Linked DNA regions of Homo sapiens: region 2 is linked to region 1. A link is an interaction called in ENCODE POLR2A ChIA-PET data of the cell type or tissue named here. Cell type or tissue: IMR-90. All regions are shown on one strand. Each heading gives the region's core, and the rest is flanking DNA. Links, peaks and the distances in the headings are about the cores only.

Region 1 (10,235 bases), core at 3,577-7,576:
ATCACTTGAGCCCAGGAGGTCAAGGCTGCAAGTGAGCTGAGATTGCGGCTGCACTCCAGCCTGGGTGACACAGTGAGACCCTGTCTCAAAAAAGTTTCTTTTTTTTTTTTTTTTGAGACGGAGTCTCATTCTGTCGCCCAGGCTGGAGTGCAATGGCGCCATCTTGGCTCACTGGAACCTCTGCCTCCAGGGTTCAAGCAATTCTCCTGCCTCAGCCTCCTGAGTAGCTGGGATTACAGGTGACACCACCAAGCTAATTTTTGTATTTTTAGTAGAGACGGGGTTTCACCATGTTGGTCAGGCTGATCTCTAACTCCTGACCTCGTGATCCACCCACCTTGGCCTCCCAAAGTGCTGGGATTATAGGCATGAGCCACCTAGCCCGGCCAACATTTCTTTAAAAAAAAAAAAAACAACTTTACTGAACTTTGATTAACATACAAAAAACTGCACATAATGTATACAACTGGATAAATCATTAATTCTTTATTAAATACACATTTTATTGAGCTTATAATGTGCCATACAGTAGATTCGGTATTGAGGAAACCTGGTCCATACCCTAAAAATTCAATAACCTCATAAGGGACAGAGAAAAGTTAATATATATAAAGCAACATAATAAATGCAGAAAACAGTGATATCTGTGTGGGCGTGTGTGTGTGTATACACAATTCATAAAGGGTCTTTTATATTATGCTTAAGAATGTGGACTCCTTGGTAGCTTATATTTGCATACTATCCACGCGCACTTTTTTCTCCTTTGTAAGAAATAGGCTCTGAACTCCATGGGGTGCAATAGAAGCAAGGAATCATTGATAGGAGGGCCAGCACTCCTCCAGAAGTATTCAGAACTGTAATCAAGAATCCTCAAACTGGGAGGGCCTGTGGTTACTTTATGAACTATGTGTCAGTCCTGCAAACCTCACAGCCTGAATTACCACTGAGCGTTATCTGAATACAGGCTGCCCTTGAAGTCCCTAATTTCATTGCGCTGACAGAGGCTTTAGTGAGTCTATAATTGGAAAAGGAAGCATTTGTGCCTCAGGTACAGGAAATCACCAAACAATTAACTTCCATGGACTCATGCAGCCTGGGCCAAATGCCTCAGTGTGCTTGTCTTTGTTTCATGTCAGGTTATTGAGGAAATGTTTCGCAGGCCAGAATCTTGGCTTTACTGTGTTGTTTTGTCAATGGAGTCAGCTGTGAGACCTTAAACAGTGATAACTATCTATAGTAAAATCTCAATATAGCACTCAGAGGTCTACCACAAGGAAGGGAGGTTTTCAGAGGGGGCAGAAAGTTTTATCTAAAATACATGTAATTTGGCTATTCAGAGGTGGGAAGGGCCACTTAGACGAGAGAAAAACTAGTGTGGTAAGAAAGGGAAAGGGAAACAGTTATTACATGTCATGGCCAGGGAAGGCAAACCCCTCAGAGGCAGGGAAGCTGGTGTTGGACACAAGGCCAGCCTTATGGGTAGGCAGAGACAGTTGAAGGGCACTAGAAAGATTTCCCTGACCCAGAAAATGCCTCAAAGGAAGTGACAGAAAAGGCCCCTGGAGGAAAAACAGAAAAACACAAAATGAAGTGATAGGACAGCAAGGATGAGCTTCCTTCCCCAAAGTCACAATATTTTCCAAGAAACCATTTTGGATAACTCATTTTGCTCATTGAAAAAACTGTATTCATACTATGGGCAATGTCACATATTAAGAAATTGGCGGCCGGGCGTGGTGGCTCATGCCTGTAATCTCAGCACTTTGGGAGGCCAAGGTCGGCAGATCACGAAGTCAGGAGATCGAGACCATCCTGGCTAATGCTAAAATACAAAATACAAAAATACAAAATACAAAAATACAAATACAAAAAAAAATACAAATACTAAAAATACAAAAAAATAGCCAGGCATGGTGGCGGGCGCCTGTAGTCCCAGCTACTTGGGAGGCTGAGGCAGGAGAATGGCATGAACCTGGGAGGCGGAGCTGGCAGTGAGCAAAGATCACGCCACTGTACTCCAGCCTGGGCGACAGAGTGAGACTCCATCTCAAAAAAAAAAAAAAAAAATTGGCATGTAATTATTACTATTACTGTTATTTTTAATGAAGAAGGCAATAGAAGCTAAGGGCACAGGTTTGAGATTAGACAGACCCGGGTACAAATCCTGGTTTTACCACATACTAACTGTGTGACTTTAGACAAGCTACTTAATTTCTCTGGTATCACTTTTGTCGTCTGAAAAATGGGAAGAATCATTCATTCCAAAATATTTGCTGAGCAGCTACTACATAAAAGGACAAATAAGATCCCTACCTTCCAGAAGCTTGTATGTTAGGAGTATGGAGGGAGAGAAAGACAATAAATAAGTAAATAAAAAGATGATTTTAGATTGTGATAAATACTGTAGAGGATATATAGTTTTCAGTGTGTGCACGCGAATTAGACTGCCTGGGTTCAAATCTCGGTTATGCTATTTACTAGCTGTGTGATCTTTGCAAGTGACTCAATCTCTGTACCTCGGTTTCCCCATTTGTAAATGGGCATATTAATAGCATCTAATTTATAACCTCATGGGATTATTATGAGGATTAAATGAATGCATCCATGTAAACTGCTTAGAACTGTGTACACCACATAGTAATTGCATAAGAGCTATATACTAATACTATGAAGAAAATAAATTGGAAGATATGATGATAAGTTGGGAGAGTGGTATTTAAGACAGGGTAGTCAGTGAAGGACTTCCTGAGGCTGTGATATTTAAGCTGACACTGAAAGAATGAGAAAGAGCCAGTCATTATTAGAGTATTTCAGGAAGAGGAAGACCTAAGTGCAAAGATCTAAGGCAGAAAGACTCTTCACATATTTGAAAAAGAGAAATGAGACCTGTGTGGTAAAACATAGTGAGCAAGAGAGAAAGCTGCATTGTAATTATTTTCTACTTCTGCATAACAAATTATAACAAATTGAACATCCTCTTACTAGCTCACAGTTCTATAAGTCAGAAGTCTAGGTGGGAATGAGTGTGGTGGCTCATGCTTTAATCTCAACAATTTGGAAGGCCAAGGTGGGAGGATCGCTTAAGCCCAGGAGTTTGAACCCAGCCTGGGCAACATGGTGCAACCCCAACTCCACAAAAAAAATTTTTTTTCTTAATTAGCCTGGCCTGGTGGTACACGCCTGTAGTCCCAGTTACTTCAGAGGCTGAGGTGGGACAATCACTTGAGCCCAGGAGGTTGAGGCTGCAGTGAGCCATGGTCATACCACTGTATTCTGGCCTGGACAACAGAGCAAGACCCTGTCTCAAAAAAAGAAAAAAAAAAGAATAAATCTAGTGGCTGGACCTGGTGGCTCATGCCTGTAATCCCAGCACTCTGGGAGACCAAGACAGGATTGCTTGAGCTCAGGAGTTCGAGATCAGTCTGAGCAACACAGTGAGACCCTGTCTCTACTAAAAACACACACAAAAAAATTAGCTGGGCATAGTGACACATGCCTGTGGTCCCAGCTACTCAAGGGGCTGAGACACGAGGATCACTTGAGACAGGAGGTTGAGGCTGCAGAGAGCCCTGATCATGCCACTGCAATCCAGCCTGGGTGACAGTGTGAGACTTTGTCAAAAAAAAAAAAAAAAGAAGAAGAAGAAGAAAAAAAAGAAGAAATCTAGGTGGGCTTGGTTGAGCTCTCTGCTTAGGGCTTCACGAGGCTGAAATCAATAATTTAGCCAGGCTGAGCTGTTATGATTCAGATTTACTATATGAGATAATAAATGAATAATGTTTTAAGCCTTTAATAAATGACTTACATTTTAAACCCCTCAGTTTGTGGTAATATTGTTACACAGCAATAGATAACTAATACAACTTAAGTGTAGGAAATATCACATTTCATTATTTTCTAGATTAAATTAAATCCCCCGAGTCCATTAGAGTGGATAATTTAATCAGTTATTTTTAGAATGCTCTAAGGCTTACATCATTCAGGAAAACCGATGTGGGGAAGAGTGTATACTGAGTCCTGAATCCACTGATTTGCTGGTAAAACACACATTGTCCAAATCTATATAGTCTATTCAAAGGTGGCTGCCTCTATTGAAGACAACAGCTACTCCCTCTGTGCCAGACTTGGCCATGGAGACCTTCATTCCAGAGGGAAGGCTGGAAGCTTAGTGCTCAGTCCCCAGGTACACACAAAGCCATGCCTATCAAAATTCCTGCTATTTCCAGGCCACCATGAGGAAGCAGAGTATAGATCCCCACAGCTGGAGGAGCTACCACTGCCCGTCTTCCTACTCTGGAAATCTTTCTCTGCTCCAGCTTCTTCTGTCTTAACGTCAGTCCAGCAAGTCTCCAAGACCCTAGATTTCAAAAGCAACATTCTCTTAACTAAGGAATCCTAGACCTTAACAAACAGAACACCAAGTACTAAGCTATTCTATCCTGCGAAAGGGAGGAAAAATGCTCTCTTATTTTTGGGATGATTCTATAGCAACTAGAAGTCATTTAATTTGCCACACAGTCAACCAGGGCAAAATGAAAACACATGTTCAATCACAAAGTGTTCATTACAGTGAAAGATTTCATTTCCTCAAGAAATGCAGGACTCCTCATAGCTCTAAGTGCTACAGGAGACTTTTCTTTCCTTGTTTTTTTTTTTTTTTTTTTTTTGAGATGGAGTCTCTCTCTTGTTGCACACGCTGAAGTGCAATGGTGCAATCTCTGCTCACTGCAACCTCCGCCTCCCGGGTTCAAGTGATTCTCCTGCCTCAGCCTCCTGAATACCTGGGAATAAGTAGAGACAGGTTTTGCCATGTTGGCCAGGCTGATCTTGAACTCCTGACCTCAAGTGATCCACCTGCCTCAGCCTCCCATAGTTCTGGGATTACAGGCGTGAGCCACCATGCCTGGCTTACAAGCTTTAAAAAAAAAATCTACCACTGCAGTCTTGGCTGTTAGCTTTCTGAGGTTCTTTTATTTTTTCCCATTGAAATGCACTGGACAACATTCCAAATTACCTACTAAACCAAATCCAAGTTCTTCCACCACAGAGATACGAATTTATTTTTACAGCAGTTAACAAAAAAAAATTCCCCCTTTTTTTTCTTTTGCCATTTTCTCTGATAATGCTGTATTATTCCTCCCACTCAACAGCCAAGAAAGACAACCCAACTACTTCCTCCTCCAACATACAGGAAAGAATAGAAACAATTCTATCAGCTCCAGCTGGGGCAGCACAAATGCCAGGAAGCTTTTCTTAGATTTTTGAATCCTACGTGACTCTCACTTTAGGTGCTTTCCAAAATTTTGGTTTCATTTTTCTTGAATTCTGTTCTGCAGAAACTCTCAATTGTCTAACACTGGTGGCATTTAGTAATCTTTGCCAAGTTTAATTCCAATCTAGTTGCTTGGAAGATTTCAGTGACCTAAGAAGAAGGTTTTGTAAACCTCCTTGTTTTGTGCAATGGGAATTTGTTCAGCAAGTAGGAGTCAGGATCCCTCCCTATCTCTCAGCAAAATAGGTTGTGTTATTTCCTTTTATTTCAAAATATACTGGGGTTTGTTTTAAGACAACTTTTGAGTCCCACTATTGCTAATGATCAGTTGTATGCTTTAGGCAAATTCACAAAACTTTCTAAACCTTGGTATCTTCATTTGTAATGTTAGGATAATTCCTTCTTTATACAGTTGTTGAAAAAGCTACTGGATTTAAATCCGGGTTTTATAATGAGCATAATGTGTGCTCATTAAATGGTAGACATTGGTTCTTCTTTATCTGATTTTTCCCAACTCTGGTTTACTGTCATTTATCTTAAGTAAAAATCTTGTAGCCACAAAGCAAGTAACCAGCTCCCCTGTCCAACATTAGTGTCAGAAAATGTTGGTGCCTCTGACAAATAGAAAATCTAATGAATAGGGTACTGTTTTAGGAAGAAGGAGATCTGGCTTTCCCCCTGGGCTTACTGCAACAAGTGACTTAACTTACAAAGCAACCATGAAAATGAGCATTGTGCCTCAAGAAATAAACCCTCTCACTCTTTTTCTTGGATGTGTGTTGCATTGCCATGGGATTGTTTTCAGCATTAGGAGGCTCTGCTACAAGTTCAGTTCAGGTCAGCAAACTTTTTTTTTCAGGGCTTCATCTGTATCAGGACTGTGCTTGTTATCAGATATAAAAACGAAGAAGGCAAAATTCCTGAGCTTTCATTCACTTGCTCAGTAAATGTTTATAGAGTGCCTACTAGGTAATAAAACTGTGAGTCTTGAGGAATCAAACAGAAAAAGTTACTGCCCTCGTGGACTTTATAATATAGAGAAGATTATAGACAGTGTTGCACTGATAAATGTTTAACAACAACCAGCTCTCCAAAAAGAAAAAAAAAAAAGAAAGAAAATCCAATTCTTTTCTTTTTCTTTCTTTTCTTTTTTTTTTTTTTTTTTTTGAAACAGAGTCTCACTCTGTCGCCCAGGCTGGAGGGCAGTGGCATGATCTTGGTTCACTGCAACCTCCGCCTCACGGGTTCAAGTGATTCTCCTGCCTCAGCCTCCTGAGTAGCTGGGATTACAGGTGCCCGCCACCAGGCCCAGCTAATTTTTGTATTTTTAGTAGAGACGGAGTTTCACCATGTTGGCCAGGCTGGTCTCGAACTCCTGACCTCGTGATCCGCCCACCTCGGCCTCCCAAAGTGCTGACATTACAGGCGTGAGCCACCGCACACGGCCATTCTTTTCTATCTGTTTGTGGCCTCTTTTTTTTTCTTTTTGGAAATGTTTAGGAACTTTTTTTGTCCCTAGTAAATAACATTTCCCATCTTTTGCTCTGGTGTGGGTATTTTAAAGTCTATTATGCTGAGCACAGCATGCTGTTTTACTCTAGAAAGTCAATACAGTTGTGGAAAATTTTCCTGCATTTGATTATCACCTCCCCTCTGTTTTCTCTATTCTTTCTTTCTGAAATTCTTATTATTTAGATGCTGAAGTAAGTATTTTTCTTATCTTTTCTATTTTCTGTCTCTTTTTCATTTTCTTTTCTTTTCTTTTCTTTTTTTTTTTGAGACAAAGTCTCATTCTGTCACCCAGACTAGAGTGCAGTGGCGCAATCTCGGCTCACTACAACCTCTGCCTCCCAGGTTCAAGCTATTCTCATGCCTCAGCCTCCTGAGTAGCTGGGATTACAGGCACGCGCCACCTCTCCCGGCTTATTTTTGTATTTTTGGTAGAGACACGGTTTCACCGTGCTAGCCAGGCTGGTCTCAAACTCCTGACCTCAGGTGATCCACCTGCCTCGGCCTCCCAAAGTACTGGGATTACAAGCGTGAGCCACTGTGCCCGGCTTTCATTTTCATTTTTATATTTTGGCTCTACTTTCTCAGAGATTTCCTCCAATTTTATTTTCTAATTCCCCCCATTCCTGAGCTTTTGGGGTGATTCACAGCATGAATCAGCTTGTTATTACCCTCCTCCTCTTCAAGTTTAGATCTGAATTTTCTCTAGATGGGAATATTTGTTCTCACTTATTCCCCTGCTTCCATTCTTCAAATTTTGTTATGTTGTCTCCTCTCCCTTTCTGTTGGTCATTTTTGGCTTATACCTTTTTTGAGGTCACATTACTGGGATTTCAGGAAGAACCAGTGGTGAAGGCACATTTTTAATCTACCATGCATAATAAGGTCCTTTATTTCTTGCCATTTTCATTCCTACTATAACAGTCATACTTCTCAAGGCAGCATAGATACCTCTGAGTTACAGGCAAAAGATCAAGTGCAAGAAAGTGATGTAGGACAGGCAAGCACCAAAGTGGAGCTTAGCCAGAGAGGGTTCTTGGCCTTGCCCAGAAAAGAATTCAAGGGTAATCCAGAGAAAGAAGAAAACAGCTTTGTTGAACAGTCAGTGTTACAGCTCGGTGACTGCTCCCGCAGAACAGGGCTTAGAGTAGCAGCTCGGGGTAGTTTTGCAGTCATATTTATACCCACTTTTAATTGTATGCAGATTAAGGGGCAGTTTATGCAGAAAAGGGGTAGTAACTGTTGAATGGTTAGGTACCATGGAAAGGGGTGATAACAACCCTGGTGTTGCCATGGCAACGGTAAATTGACATGGCACACTGGTGGGTGGGTCTGATTGAAAACTGCTTTCTCCTTGGCAACACCAGGGAGAAAGTGTGAAAAAGTGTCTTGGCTAGTCCTCAGTCTAGTCCAGTATCCAAGTCCCACCCCTAGAATCAAGTCCCGCCTCCTACCTTAAAAGTACAGAGGAGAAAAAGCACAAATATTAATATTTCAAGATATTATAACATTTCCAACAGTGCTGGAGCCAGCTCATACTGGCTCATAAGAATAGATGGCTTATATTCAGGAATTTTATGAGACAGTGGTTAACCATTATTAAAAATTAAATAAACAGAATATTTATTATAACATAATGAAATAAATTATATTAAAAACAGACAATACTCAAAACTTATCACTTCCTAATTATTGTAGTGAATCCTACTATTATCTATCTTCTTGAGGTTCTTTACATCTATCGTGTCTGTATCACAGAAATATTATATAATGGTGTTCCATATATTTATTTATAAATAAATAAATTAAATAAAACAAAACCAGGTATTATTCCGGCTGTCAAAAAACATTTGCCTCTAAACTTTCTTTTTTTTTTTTTGAGACAGAGTCTCGCTCTGTCACCTAGGCTGGAGTGCAGTGGCACGATCTCGGCTCACTGCAACCTCTGCCTCCCAGGTTCAAGCGATTCTCCTGCCTCAGCCTCCCCAGTAGCTGGGATCACAGGCGCATGCCATCACGCCCAGCTAATTTTTTGTATTTTTAGTAGAAATGGGGTTTCACCGTGTTAGCCAGGATGGCCTCCATCTCCTAACCTTGTGATCTGCCCGCCTTGGGCTCCCAAAGTGCTGGGATTACAGGTGTAAGCCACTGCGCCCAGCCTGCCTCTAAACTTTCAACCTATGCATGCCAAGGTTCAAAACCCTTCTGAAACAATTGATTATTGTTCTACATCCTTCACTAAACCCTTCCACACCACATCCATCCGAGCTGGGCTTAATGCCCCTCCTACACATTCTTAGCATATCATTCCTACCTACCACCTTTGTGTTAAAATGATCTGCTTATCGGCTTCTCTTTGGCTAAAGCTAAACTGTAAGCTTCTGTATGGAAAGCCTCCACAAACCCCAGATGAGACTGAATTTCCCTATTATAATTGTCCACAATTCCCTATAGTTTGGCTTTATAATACTTATGCGTGTGATTATATTTGTAACAGGAATAGCAATTAACGCTCTCTAGTCTTACATACCCATTAAGGCTGAGGCTTTCTTTCACACCCCTCAGTTTCCTCACAGCATTCCTTTTATTTTCAAAAGATTGCTTGAAAAAAAATGTTGAATGTTTCTTCCTCTTTTATTTAAAACAATAGTTTATATTTGTACAGAGTTTTTAAAGTTACATAATTCTATGAAGCTTATAATGAAAAAAGCAGTACACTGTTTCTCCTTTTCTACCCCCAATCCCCAGTACTCAAAGGCAACATTTAAAAGATTTTATTAGTTGTTTCTTCTCATACTTGCCTCTGTCTTCCTAAATAACATTCTTGTATTGCTGCTATTTGGAGATTGTTCAGTTTCATATATTTTGGCTTCCTGCTATGGAAGATGAAGATTAAGCTCTCTTATAATGCTCCCAACACCACACCCCATCACAAACACATTCACATACATTCTTTTCCTCCTCCATTTCTCCCTATATAATTACATCATTGCACAACTTTTGGTTAATTCAACATGACCATACATTGTACAATGACTACATTTCCTCTTTTATACAATATGTTTTGGTTTTCCCGGAATTAATAATTGCCTATATTGTTTGCTTACTTTTCTATGTACCTATAACTAATTCATCCTCAAACATTCCTCGAGAATTATAAATTTCCTTTCATAATGTTAAAATACATTGGTTGTTTCTTATTTTCATTCATTTTGTGACAACATCCTTCTTGGAGGTCTCTGTTAACCCTGCCCCCAACGTGAACAGATTGCTTTCTAGAAATGTTTTGCAGGTGTCACTCTAGGATCTCCTGCATGCTCCTCCTGAGGAGTCAGTTCTCCTGCTTCTGTTGGAGTCCCTATTTTCTGGATCCTCTTTCTTTTATGTTTGGCCTTCTTGCTTTGTGCTTCCATTCTCCAGTAATTCCCAAGAAAGAGTACATGTTGGGTATAAT
Region 2 (4,000 bases), core at 1-4,000, 71 kb before region 1:
AACCCTGTGCTTAGAAGTAGCAGATTTCCATGATTCTGAGGTCAATATATTTTACAACTAACCTTTTTATTAAGATTTCTGATTATAGGTTTCTAACATATATGCACAGAGGTAAAGACTTTTGAATTATCTGACTGAGAAACAGTATTCTTCAGTAATGTCTAAAATTTGGCTACCAGAATACTTATCAAAATTGTAAGTTCATAAAAACAGCTCTTCTATATAAAGGGCAGCAGACTGTGCTTTTATTAGGTCACACTGAAACTAAAAAGCATGTCAGCATTATCCCCCAGAGTGATATTTAGCACAATGTAAAGCCTAGTGAAATAAGACAGCCATGAGGGCAAAACAATCAGCAATGGATATATCACTTTTGCTAGTGCTATTTTGCATAGATTATTTCATTTGTGAAAACTATAATGCCGTATCAGAATTCTCCACTACTTCAATCATATCTCCTTCAGAAAAATCAAATAAGGTTAAGAAGATTCAGTATGAAGACCCTTCTCCATTATGCAAATTAGCAAATGATTATTGTGTAAATCAGTTTTATTATACTTCTTAATCTGACTTGCTATTGCACAGTTTATTAGGAAAATAAATTTTGGCTAGAACAAAACATTATTTTTTACAAATATTTACCTGATTGGATGTAGAGGTCAAAGACCTATAAATATTAGTTAGAAACAGCAGAGACCTTTCAAATAGCTTGGTCTGTAAAACTGCCTGTTAATTTTAACTTAGCTATTTAAGTTTCACTAAACTGGATTCTTTTTGAGAAATACAAATTATTCATCAATATCTACCCAATATTTCCTAAAAGAATTAGACCACAAAATCATTATCATACATTAGTAGCTCTTAATGATTTATAATAATACAGAAATACTATTTTCCCATGAATTATATTTTACAAAGAAAGTAAAAGTATTACAGAAATCCTAAGGAGTAAATATCTATACACAAAAGTTCTTCTTTTGTTTCTTCAGCTATTTTGTTTAAATAAATTTTCAGGTCTCATAAACATTACGAATCTGCCTTAATCCATTTAGAAATCTTACTCAATATTTGTAAATGTTGTAATAAACATATAACTTACTTTCTGATGACAATTGCCCAGTCTTCTGTATAACTTCTTATACAGTCTCTAACATGTGGATCCATTTCACTATTTTAAAAAGGAAAATACATTTGTAATTTAGACGGGACAGCACTGATGTTCATTAATTTGGTTGCTACAATCGCTGTTTGCGTAACAGGAAATGATGATGCTATAAGAAGTAGGCTCTAAATAAAATAATGGAAGGTAGCCTTTCTATAGTTCCTCTAAAGCCAAAAATAAGTCAATGTCTCCTTACCTTTCTTCAGGTACAGCTGAAACAAGAGTTCTGCAGTCCCGAGGACTATAAACAACTTCAATATCATCTGGAGGAAATTCAATCAAATCCCGTAAAGGCCCAGAATCCACAGCCAAAGGATGAGTAATGAGGTAATCTTCCAAATCCACTGGATCTACTGCTTCGGTAAGGGGCACCTTTGTAAAAAGTTGGGATAAGAGATGGGTAGAAAACAAGAGGTGAATGTAATAATTTTAAAACTTAAGGCAAATAACATTTTTTTAAATAAAAGCTTTTAATCTAGTTCTTTCTAAAATTTTCACAGATATTCAACCAGATGCACTAAAGAAAACACAAAGTGTTACCCTTCTTGTACTCCTTGATGTTTTGGGTCATACTCTCTTTAATGTCCTTGCTGATACTTTGCCCAGAACTCTCACATAAAAACACTAGTAAGAATTAACAGTTTTATTCTACTTTATAGTTTACAAAGTACTCACTGGAAGGATTATTTTTGCTTTTTTATATCTTTGGATATTAAAAAAAAAAGTAAGTTGCTACGTTTCTAAACAGTGCTCTTACTTTATTTCTTGTTTTTGTTGATTATCCTAGTAAAAACATATAATCAGACTGGGGTAGGCTAAAAAATGTCCCTCCAAAAATTCTCCACATCCTAACACATGGGCCCTGTACATGTCACCTTATATGGAAAAAAATAAAAAATAAAACAGTCTTTGCAGATGTAATTAAGGATCTTAAAACGGGAGTATTATGCTGGATTATCCAGGTGGTTTCTAAATGCAATCACATATATCCTCATGAGGAGACAGAGGGAGATTAGGCTATACACAGAGAGAAAAAATTTGTATAAAGATGAAAAAGAGAGAGATTTGAATATCCTGGCCTTGAAGATAGAGATGATGTGATCACAAGTCAAGGAATGCCAAAGCCATCAGAATTTGGAAGAGACAAAGAACTGATACTCCAGGAGAAATCTGAAGAAAGCACAGCCCTGCCAAAACCTTATTTTAGTCCAGTGATACTGATTTCAGACTTTTGGCCTCTAGCACTGTGAGAGAATAAATTTCTTTTGTTTTAAGCCACCCAGTTTGTAGTACTTTGTTACAGTAGCCATACGAAAGGAATACACAGGCCCTATTAAAACTACCCATTAATAATAATAAAAGACTGGTAGCATTCTTCAGCCAAGTTTTTAACCAGATACTTTTTAATAAAATACCATACTTCTTATCTAGTTCGAAAAAGAAAAAAATATTCAGACAAACCTATAAAGGATATAAAACAAACATGCAGTTATAGACCAATGAAAATAAGAACATGTTATTTCTCAGGATAGTCATCTGGAATAAAAACACTGAAACCTGCCTCTGTGCAGGTGCACATTATTAATCTGAAGGTGCTTTAACCTATGCTTCTTTGGACTGAACTTTTTTTTTCTTTTCTTTTTTTTTTTTTTTTTGAGACGGGCTCTTCCTCTGTCATTCAGGCTAGAGTGCAATGGTGCAATTTCAGCTCACTGCAACCTTTGCGTCCTGGGCTCAAGGGATTCTCCCACCTCAGCCTCCCAAGTAGCTGGGATTACAGGCGTGAGCTACCATGCCTCACTAATTTTTGTGTTTTTTTGTAGAGACAGGGTCTCGCCATGTTGCCCAGGCTAACTTTGGAACTCCTGAGCTCAAGCAATCCGCCTGCTTCGGCCTCCCGAAGTGCTGGGATTACAGGTGTGAGCCACGGCGCCCAGCCTGGACTTAACATTTTAAAGATATTGAGTAAAATAATAAATAACACATCTTAAACACTCAAAAGATAGTAGTTATTTATCATTATCAGTATATGCCATCTCATTTAAACTTCCCCCAAACCCTGTAAGTTAGATATAATTACTATTTCAATTCTACAAATAAGGGCATTTGTGCTCAAAAAAGTTAACCAACATCTGAAAATATAATAGCCACAAAATGGTAGAGCAGAAATTTGAAACTGGGTTTTCGAGCTCTAAAATTTTTTCTATGATTTTTTCTCTCATAAGCCTTCTACCTTACCTATCTTATTAAGTACAAATTATTCTATGATGTTCTTAACAAAGAAAAAGAAAGCAATCCAACAGGAAAAGAGAAATCTTCTTTAACCATTGTTATTAGAACTGGATATCCACATATAAAAAATGAACCCCAATCTTTGTATCACAACATATACAAAAATTAAACTGAGATGGATCACAGACACAAACATACATGCTTAAAACTATAAAGCTATTTGAAGAAAACACAGCAAAATGTCCTTACAATTTGGGAGTAGGCCAAGTTTTCTTACACATGAAAAAAGAATAATCATAAAAGAAAAATTTGATTCCTTAAAAGACACTGTTAAGAAAATGATGAACAAGCCACACTAAGAGAAAGTATTTACAAAACATTTGATAAAGGACTAGTAATTAGAATATATGAAGAAGTCCTGTATCTCAATAATTTTTTAAAAAGCCAAACCCTCAAATAAATGGGAAAAAATAAAGCACATAAAAAAGTGCTCAAACATCAAAAGTCACTAGGGGGTACTTTCCCTTCTGGAAAGATGAAGTAGAAGTACTTTTCTCTATTCTTTCCACTAAGTACAACAGCCTAGATATTACATAGAAAACAAAC

Evidence for each region. ChIA-PET counts read pairs that join two places held together with the same protein. Peaks named below come from ENCODE experiments on the same cell type or tissue, not always from the same donor. Only the 100,000 strongest peaks of a DNase experiment are listed, where the experiment ranks them.
Region 2: POLR2A ChIA-PET joins it to region 1 with 10 read pairs; 3 of 35 experiments call an interaction of 5 or more read pairs at or near these places.

What each region holds. Positions count from the first base shown.
Region 1 is chr1:62,720,134-62,730,368 of GRCh38, forward strand. No RefSeq gene overlaps it. Among named protein-coding and RNA genes, the nearest start is that of DOCK7-DT, 37 kb to the left of the region's middle. In IMR-90, for the core only: no CTCF peak of the experiment used is centred there; a DNase peak (open chromatin) is centred at 5,358; H3K4me3 peaks cover 351 bases; H3K27ac peaks cover 1,175 bases.
Region 2 is chr1:62,652,626-62,656,625 of GRCh38, forward strand. DOCK7 (dedicator of cytokinesis 7) reads right to left here. Exons shown (of 50, transcript NM_001367561.1): 3 at 1,359-1,534; 4 at 1,100-1,168. Among named protein-coding and RNA genes, the nearest start is that of DOCK7, 34 kb to the right of the region's middle. In IMR-90, for the core only: no CTCF peak of the experiment used is centred there; no DNase peak of the experiment used is centred there.